Regions from separate parts of the Homo sapiens genome. Here region 2 is linked to region 1. The links are chromatin contacts, found by Hi-C or POLR2A ChIA-PET in ENCODE. All regions are on one chromosome and are shown on one strand. Each heading gives the region's core, a stretch centred on a gene start or an enhancer-like site at or near the end of the contact. The rest is flanking DNA. Distances are from core to core; before and after follow the strand shown.

What was found. A loop is a pair of places that touch in the nucleus more often than their neighbours do. ChIA-PET counts read pairs that join two places held with the same protein, here RNA polymerase II (POLR2A). Pooled maps may share reads with other maps.
Region 2: a map of CD8-positive, alpha-beta T cell shows a loop between it and region 1 (11-fold over the local background). The contact joins the promoter of CIMIP6 here to the promoter of PPP4R3B in region 1. A Hi-C loop is called at or near these places in 1 of 168 maps with a recorded cell type or tissue (CD8-positive, alpha-beta T cell) and 11 of 50 pooled maps. POLR2A ChIA-PET finds 5 or more read pairs at or near these places in 1 of 52 experiments (common myeloid progenitor, CD34-positive).

The regions. Positions count from the first base shown.
Region 1 is chr2:55,615,208-55,619,559 of GRCh38, reverse strand. PPP4R3B (protein phosphatase 4 regulatory subunit 3B) reads left to right here and starts at 1,938. Exons shown (of 17, transcript NM_001122964.3): 1 at 1,938-2,416; 2 at 4,054-4,109. The coding sequence starts at 2,275. It overlaps PPP4R3B-DT (PPP4R3B divergent transcript), which reads right to left and starts at 1,630. Exons shown (of 3, transcript NR_186624.1): 1 at 1,178-1,630. RefSeq lists enhancers at 1,568-1,617, 1,638-2,037, 1,131-2,055, 2,056-2,982.
Region 2 is chr2:54,328,464-54,332,679 of GRCh38, reverse strand. CIMIP6 (ciliary microtubule inner protein 6) reads right to left here and starts at 1,796. Exons shown (of 5, transcript NM_001100396.2): 1 at 1,679-1,796. The coding sequence starts at 1,704.

The DNA.
Region 1 (4,352 bases), core at 689-3,188:
AACTTTGATGACTGCCTGAAGCAAAGAACATCTGCTGGGGAAGATGTGGTTATGGGGGGCCCTCAGACTTGGATAAGCACTGAGCCCTGTGCTTTGGAGGGGTCTGAAATCCATGGAATCATGGGACTGTAGCCACCTGCAGCCCACTTTCCCTTTTCCAGACCATGCTGTGGGCACTCTAGTATTCCCTATCCCAAACGCCAAGCCTGACTCCAGGGTCTGCACAATCCTCTTCCCAAGTTCAGTCTTCCTGGGGAGTAACCAAAGGGTGAGGCTTGGACAGAAGGCTGGAGAGTCTAACATCAGGCTCAAAAATTGTGTGAAGCATTCTCTGACTCTTCCAAGACAGAAATGTTATTTTCTCTGAGGTCAAAATACATTTTGTCCACTTTCATCACATCAATTAATTGGCTCTATTGTTATGTATTATATTATGATGATTTTCTTCAAGTACATTTTCTGAGGTCTCTAGATTAAAAAAAAAAACTATGAATCCAGATTTTGAAATTATTTCTATCAGCATGTGTTCTGTACACTGACCCACGTTGTAGTGTACTGCTGAAGGGTGTCCACACTTAAGCGATCTGGTCAAAACATAAGCACGTTTTAACAAGACCATTGATTAGTTATGACTACAACTCCCAAGATGCACTGCAGGGTCAGTGTGCGCGTCTCGCCTAGTTTTCACCGATCAGGCTAATGAGCTGCACAGAAGTGGCAGCTGAACAAGCTGAGAGACTGTATTAAAGAACGAATATAGCGGGGATGGGGAGCAGGCGTCTACGGTCCCAGCTACTCGGGAGGCTGAGGTGAGAGGATCGCTTGAGCCCTCAAGGCGGAGGCTACAGTGAGTCGAGATAGCGCCATTGCACTCTAGCCTGGGAAGCAGAGAGAGACTATCAAAAACAACAAAACGAATAAAGGGATTCTACCAAGAGTGAGCTGGACTGAAATAAACGACACGCTACTACGACCCAGCGCGTGACTATATCCACCGCACAATGTGCGATAATAGCCTCAATGCAGAGAGAATTCCTCCTTTCCTTATTCAGTGCAAGAGAGCCCTATAGAGAACGCAGGAAATGCCCGCGAGAAACTGAGAAGTATCAAAACAATCACAGATATGTTAGGAAAGTAGCTCCCCGCCACTTCCCTAAACTTATCATAGCAGACTTACTTTCCAAGGTTACAAACACAAGAAGAGCACTGTATTTTCATGAAGCGGAAAATGTGCTTTACAATCGCCAGCTACTAAGAGCCTTAACGGTGAAGCGCTCTGCAAGAAACAGGAAATCGTCAACACACTTTCTGCATGAATTGCCTGGAGAGTTGTGTCCATAGACAATTCCTGGTTAGATGCTTAATTGTAGCAGACTCCATAACGGGGTTTAGCGGGTTTCCATTCGGCAGAAAGGGCTCCACGTTCTTTTTCACAGAAAGGTTTAAACTTATTTTTCCTCCTCAGGCGGACGAAGTGAGCGTCGTTCCGTGAAGGTATGAAACCCTTTTCCTTCCTTTCTGTCCCTGGTTACTCCGGTTCAAGGCTACGTACTTCCCCGGTTTGCTTTGTTTTTTCCTCAGAGCTAAGTTCCTAGGAACGTCACATACTGGTGCCATCCAACAACATGACGACGTGCGGAACCGAAGTCCCCTTCCACCTAGCGGCCTCTCGCGGCGCAGGCGTGGACGGGGAGATCGCGAGAACCTCCCGCCCAATTGCGACCCCGCGCCAAGAGGCGGGGCCGAAAGAGGAGGAAGTCGGGCCGAAAGAGGAGGAAGTCTCGCCGAAGTACTCCCGCCCCAGTCGGTACCCCTCCTCGCGAGAGCGCCGAGCATTCCGGCCTGGGAAGCGCGTGCAGAAGCGGAGGTGCTGCTCATGGGACTTGTCGGCCGCCGTAGCCCCTGCTAGGACAGCCCGTGCGAGCCTGCTGGAGGAGGAAGAGAAAGGCAGAGAGAGTCGGGTTACAAGATGGCGGATCTGTAGTAGTTACCGCGGCGGCGGGAGAGCAAGCGAGCCCTGGGGGGCAAAGAGACGGGAGAGTGGGTGTATGCGCGGGTGAAGTGAGAGGTAACGGGGCCTCCGGGCGGAGAGGCCTCAGTGGCTCTTGTCACCCCTTCTCGCGGCTGAACCTTTGGAGCCATGGTGAATTCGGGCCTCTCCGAAGCCGCCGCCGCCGCCACCGCCACTACTGCCTTTACCGTCTCCTAAGAGTGAGGAGCGCGGACGAGGTAAGCGAGGAGGCGGCGGCTAGAGCGGTGGAGACAGCAGCCACCATGTCGGATACGCGGCGGCGAGTGAAGGTCTATACCCTGAACGAAGACCGGCAATGGGACGACCGAGGCACCGGGCACGTCTCCTCCACTTACGTGGAGGAGCTCAAGGGGATGTCGCTGCTGGTTCGGGCAGAGTCCGACGGTAAGGTTATCGGAACTGTAGAATAGGGGATAGTGCCTCTGGTTGGGGCACAGCTTGGGTTTAGGGCCCTGGGCCCGTTACCGTTGCTACTCCTTCGGGACAGCGCGTTGGTTCTGAACTGGCTCTTGTGTACGGCAAAAACAAAGTACTGTACTTTTGACTGGACTTATCCTCGGAGACCGAGACTCTCTGTCCTTCTCCCATCTCTCTTAAGGATTGGACTCCTTCCTTTCCAGTCCCTCCTCTTTTGAAGAGGGGAGAGTGTGAGAGAGAAGGGAGGAAGTAGTGAGAGACTAGGTACTGATGTCGCCCTAGGAGCTGACACCTTCCTCCCCCTTTATTTACTTATCCATTATACGTCTAGTACAAACGGTTTAGGGAAACTTTTCTTTCCGAGTGTTTTTAAAAAAAAAAAATTGTACCAACGGGCCCCAGGTGCCACAGTCGACAGGTGCTGGGGAAAACCGAAAGGCACGTTTTCCTGGCTGTATTGCTGACTGTTGCCACGATACATGGACACACAAGCACATACATCTGTAGTCTGCATTTCTTCGGGCTGCCTTTGTAGAAGGCGCTATGAGAAAGTGAATGCCTTACAATCTAAGCAAGTTGGGACACCAAAGCAGGTTGTAAACTGCTGTGTTCTTTGGTTTATTGTAGTCATGTGAAGTATTTTAAATTACAAAATGTAGAGCCGTAATTAAAATGCCTTTTATAGTATAATCTGGACTTGATTTGAACAACTGATATAGGCAGTTAGAAAAATAATCTTAGGTTTAGTCTTGACATATTTTGTATTCTTGCTTGTTCCCTTTTATTTTAAATAGTCATCACTTCTACAGAAGGTGTTCTTTTGTTCTTAATGAGGAAAGGATAAATGCAGCACTGTAATTTCTATACTAAGTATTTAATCCCTGTCATGATGTTTTTGTTTTGTAATTTGCATTATTTGTTAAACTGGGAATGCAATAAAACAACTTTTGTTAAAACGAATGGCTTGAAGTGGTCATTTAGACCTTAAAATTTTTATTTCAATAAAATTTTAATAGTCATCTAGTCTCCTCATTCCTTGGTTTGATTGTTGGTTTTAGATTAATTTTTCCTTTAAGGGTGTATGGGAATAGGGTGAAATATTTTAGATTAAATGTGAAGCCTAGATTTGGAGAGAAAATGTGAATTCGAATACATTTTATTAAGATGTCCAACTCGGTAAAAAGACTTGAAAAGTTTGCGGGGGCGGGGGGCGGGGTTTAAATGTGTATTTTTTTTTTTTTTTTTTTTTTTTTGGAGACAGAGTCTTGCTCTGTTGCCAGGCTGGAGTTCAATGGCGCGATCTGGGCTACTGCAACCTCTGCCTCCTCTCCCTCTCTCTCAAGCGATTCTCCTGCCCCACCCTCCCGTGTACCTGGGACTACAGGCATGCGCCACCACGCCCAGCTAATTTTTGTATTTTTAGTAGAGACGGTTTCACCATGTTGGCTGGAATGGTCTGGATCTCTTGACCTCGTGATCTGCCCGCCTCCCAAAGTGCTAGGATTACAGACGTGAGCCACTGCGCCCGGCTTTAATGTGTATTCTAATTTTTATTCAGGGTTTTATCATTTGAGACTTATGATGTATTATTTTTTATCTTTCAGGATCACTACTCTTGGAATCAAAGATAAATCCAAATACTGCATATCAGAAACAACAGGCAAGTAGTTGTTTATCTTTAATTTGAAAGACTTCATCTGTGATCAAGGAAGTATTAATCTGACAAAGGTGGGAAAGCTTTCCTGACAAGAAAAAAACATGTTTGGTAAACAAAGATCATGTGTATTTCTCTTGCAGGTTAAAAGTTTCAGACTGAAAAAAAGTTTTTGTACTGGTGATAATTATCATTTTTGGATTGAGCCACTGTCGGTTTATTCTAAGATGTATTTATTAGTATTATTTA
Region 2 (4,216 bases), core at 547-3,046, 1.3 Mb after region 1:
AGCACTTGTGGTATGAATGCCTACGGGTTGATAAATAAGTGTGAAATATATGACTCGAGCAATCTCTTGCCAGAAGAAAAGCACAGATAAAAACACTGATGGGCTCTGAAGTGAGTCAGACAGGGACTGGAATCCCAGTTCTGCCATATCTGAGCCTTTGTCTCATTTGCATGATAGGAACAATACCTATTGTAAGAGATATGAGAATAACATTGAATAATTCATTGTTTCAACAGATATTTATTGAGTTGCGTGCCAGGTGCTGTTGGAGGCACTGATGATAAAGCAGTGACAAAACAAAAATTCCTGCCCTCATAGAGCTTACACTCTAATGGGGAAAGGCGGATGAAAAAGTAAATTATATAGTCTGTTAAGTGCTAAGGACAATAATAAAATAGAGAATGGGAAAAGGGAGTGTATGTATGTAGGAGGTAGGTTTGCATTTTCAGGTAGGGTGGAGGCTGCATTGTGAAGGTGGCAAATGAAAAAAGAGGGGAAGAGAGAGCTAAGTGCATATTTGTGGGAAAAGCATTCTAGCAGAGTGAACTGTAACTGCCAAAGCTTCCCAGCAGAAGTGTAACCATCCTTAGCGCACTGCTTCTAAAAGTATGGGCACTGGAGTAGCAGCATTGGCATCAATTGTGACCTTGTTAGAAATACAAATTTATGGGGCCCATTTCCTTTATGTACCTAGTTTTTTGTTTACTTGTTTTTAGAAAGCACTGCAAACTCAGAATCTCTGGGGCTGGTTCCCAGGAACGTGTTTTAACCAGCTGTTTCGCTGATTCTTATGCACGTTCAAGTGTGAGAACCATTGTTCCAGGGACAAAAATACAGGCTTTGGAAGAGGGTATCCCTGGCTCCACATCATTCCTAACTAGCTGTATGTACTACCTTGATTAATAGTCTCAATTTAAGGTACATCAGAATCACCTGGATGCCTTGGTTGAAGCCAGATTATTGAGCCCCAGCCATAGAGTTTCTGATTCTGTGTGTCTCGGGGGTGGGAAGTCCCCAAAATTTGCATTCCTAACAACCAGGTGCTGCTGATGCTGGTCTTTATCACTGCAGATGATAGCAGAAAGGCCTGTTTGCTGTAGCAGAGTCCTGTCAGAGGGAGGCAAGAAACGGTAAGGGGCGTGTTGTGTAGACTCCATAGGCCATTGGAGGTGCCTTGGCTTTTACTCTACGATGTCGGATGGAGAACGGCGATCTAACCTGGGCTGTAAACGGATAGCTCTGACTGCTGTGTCGAGGAGGCTGCAGAGGGGTAAGGGAAAAGCAAAGCCACCAACTGGAGGGCTGTTGCAGCATCCCGGCAAGAGAAGCTGGTACTTGGGACTGGGTGGGCACAGTACTGAAAGTGATGAGCAGTGGTAGATTCTGGATAATTTTAAAGGTAAAGACTACAGAATCTGCTAATAATTGTGAGAAGGAGTGGATGACTTCAAGAATTTTAGATCCGGTAATGCAAGTCAAGTCCCTGACACACAGTATGTGCTCAGTAAACGGTGCGTTTTAAAAATTATTGTTGTAAGCGCTCAGCCAACTGGAAATTAGAGAAGCAAGGGGGCTGTCTGAGCTTGGCCTGGACTGTCCATGCTGGATCCCGGCCTCCCCCTGAAGGAGGAAAATAGTTTTTGGAAAGGGAAATAAGACACCAAACCCCAGCACTTACTGATGCTTATCTTCCTTTTCCTCCATGGGCCTCTACGGCACCAGGCAGCGAGGAGCCTCCTGGGAAGAACAGGGACGCAGCCCTGCCAGGAAAAGGGTGCGCAAAGCGCGGCGACTGTGACTCGCGCGTTGCTAAGCGACGGGCGCTAGTCCTCGGAAAGGGGCGTGGGGGGAAACTCCTGGAGTGCGCAGGCGCAGTTAAGCCGGGTTGGTGCTGGACTGTTGCTCACTGTGCGCGACTGCGCGGCGAGGAGGGCGGGGGTGCCTGGCCGCGTCTCTAGGCGTGTGGGCTCGACGCCCTGCGTTTGAACTTGCCCTTCCCATTGTAGGGCCAGGAGGGGTGTTTATCAGGACTGATTTGGTCCTTGAGGATAGGGGAAGGGCTGTTTCCGGAGCTGCGGGGCAGCGCTGCTGCCGTCTCCGCCGTGCCCGCCCTCCGGAGCCCGGCAGGTCGTCGTCAAAGCGCTGCCACGGGTCGCCCAAGCTGGCTGCAAAAGTGCGGGCCGGCGGGAAGGATACTTGTTTTCCCTTGTATTGTTAACAATACTGTGCGAGTCGTGATTGGTTGCTCCTGAGCTGCCTAGCCTTTACTCCAGAAAGCTTGGTTGTCACTGTTTTCCACCATTTCTGACAAAACCTTCCCCGGCTGGGCTGCCAGGATTAAAATAGAGCAAGGGAACACTCATCTCCTGCAAATGAGGCTCCCTGCTGTGTGTCATCTGTTGCAGCCTGAGCGGGGTTCAGAATAGGGTAGCTTAGGCAGCGGGTTGGGGCTTGTATGTGTAGCACTTACCCAAAAAGAGCAAGCTCCTGGGAAAAGCCGTTGCTGACTTGCATCCACCTTCTGGCCCTGGAATTTCTTACTTCATTTCACCATTGCCTCCCAATTTCCACTACCAGAGCCAAAAGTCTTTGGCATCTGTCATAGTAACTCACGCATTTCCCTGGATAACGGAAAAAGAAAAGTCCAGAGTTGAATTCTGCCTTATATCAGGCTATGCATACGTATATGTTTGGAATCCAGAGTCAGTGTTCGTGTGTGTGTTTACATTCACCTTGGAGAGTGATGGGAGAGCAGAGGTTGGTCCTAGGACTCATTTTATGTATGTGACCTGAAATCCTATCAGGAAGAAGAATATATGTGTAGATTTGACACCTAGTGACCTAAATACCTGAGTGTGGACTTCGTTGTTAAAGACTGGAGTGTGTGTGAATGTGTCATTGTGTGTGTGTGTGTTTGGTGAGTAAGGAGTGGATGAGTAAATAAATATGGGGCAAGTGGGTTGAAAACCAGAAAGCAGGGGGAACTAATAGCAATTGAGCTTCCACTAGGGGACCAGGCATTTGTTAGGCATTGTATTAAACACCACCTGCTTATCTGGTCTTATCCTAACCATCACACTGTGATTAGGAGCTTAGGGTCTGGGAGCAGTCAGTGTTTGAAACCTGGCTTTACCACTTAACTAGCTAGTTCACTTGGGCAAATGATCTAACCTCTCTGAGCCTCAATTTTTTTCATCCACAAAATGGGGAAAATACCTAGGGTTGTTGTGAGGTGTAGATGATTTAATACAGGCAGAGTACTGAGAACAGGGCCCGATGCTTAGTAAGTGCTTTGCCATTATTTTTATTGATCAACTTGATCTGCTTATGCTGCCACATGTCCTTGAGGGTTAGTCAACTCCCTCATCATTCCCCCTAATTTCTGCTTCAACCTTCACCAATCTCTTCAAGTCCTAAAACCACTTACCCTCAGGAACAATCTCAGGGCTTAAAGAAATGAGGGCATTTTCTCAACTTGATCCTTTCAGACTGACAAGTTCACCTGCATCCGTACAGGATTAGAGTCATTTGCCTCTCTTTTGAGCGGTATGGTATTAGTTTTAAATATATTTATGTCAATCTCTGTTAAGTAGCTTGCATATGTCTAGGACTTATTAAAAGCTATGAGAAACATTTAAAAAAGAAATTGTGGGCTAGGTGCAGTGGCTCACGCCTATAATCCCAGCACTTTGGGAGGCCAAGGCGGGCAGATCGTGAGGTCAGGAGATCGAGACCATCCTGGCTAACACAGTGAAACCCCGTCTCTACTAAAAATACAAAAATTAGCCGGGCGTGGTGGCACGCACCTGTAGTCCTAGCTACTCGGGAGGCTGAGGCAGGAGAATCACTTGAACCCAGGAGGCAGAGGTTGCAGTGAGCCAAGATTGCACCATTGCACTCCAGCCTGGGTGACAGAGCAAGACTCAGTCTCAAAAAAAAAAAAAAAAAAAAGGAAAGAATTTGTGCCAATCACAGGGAAGTCACAATCTAGTTAGAGACATAAGACATACAGTAAAACAAAAAACTGTGACCAAAACATCAATGATACATGAACGCATTATATAACTGATAGACAAAGTATCACATTGCAGTACTGATAGTATAATAATGTGCCAATTATTTATTCCTGGTGCATTCTCTGCAGGGTGCCGCATAAAAGTATGAATTTTATAATAACTTTTGATGTTTTTTATACAGAAAAAACACTGGGCTGCCA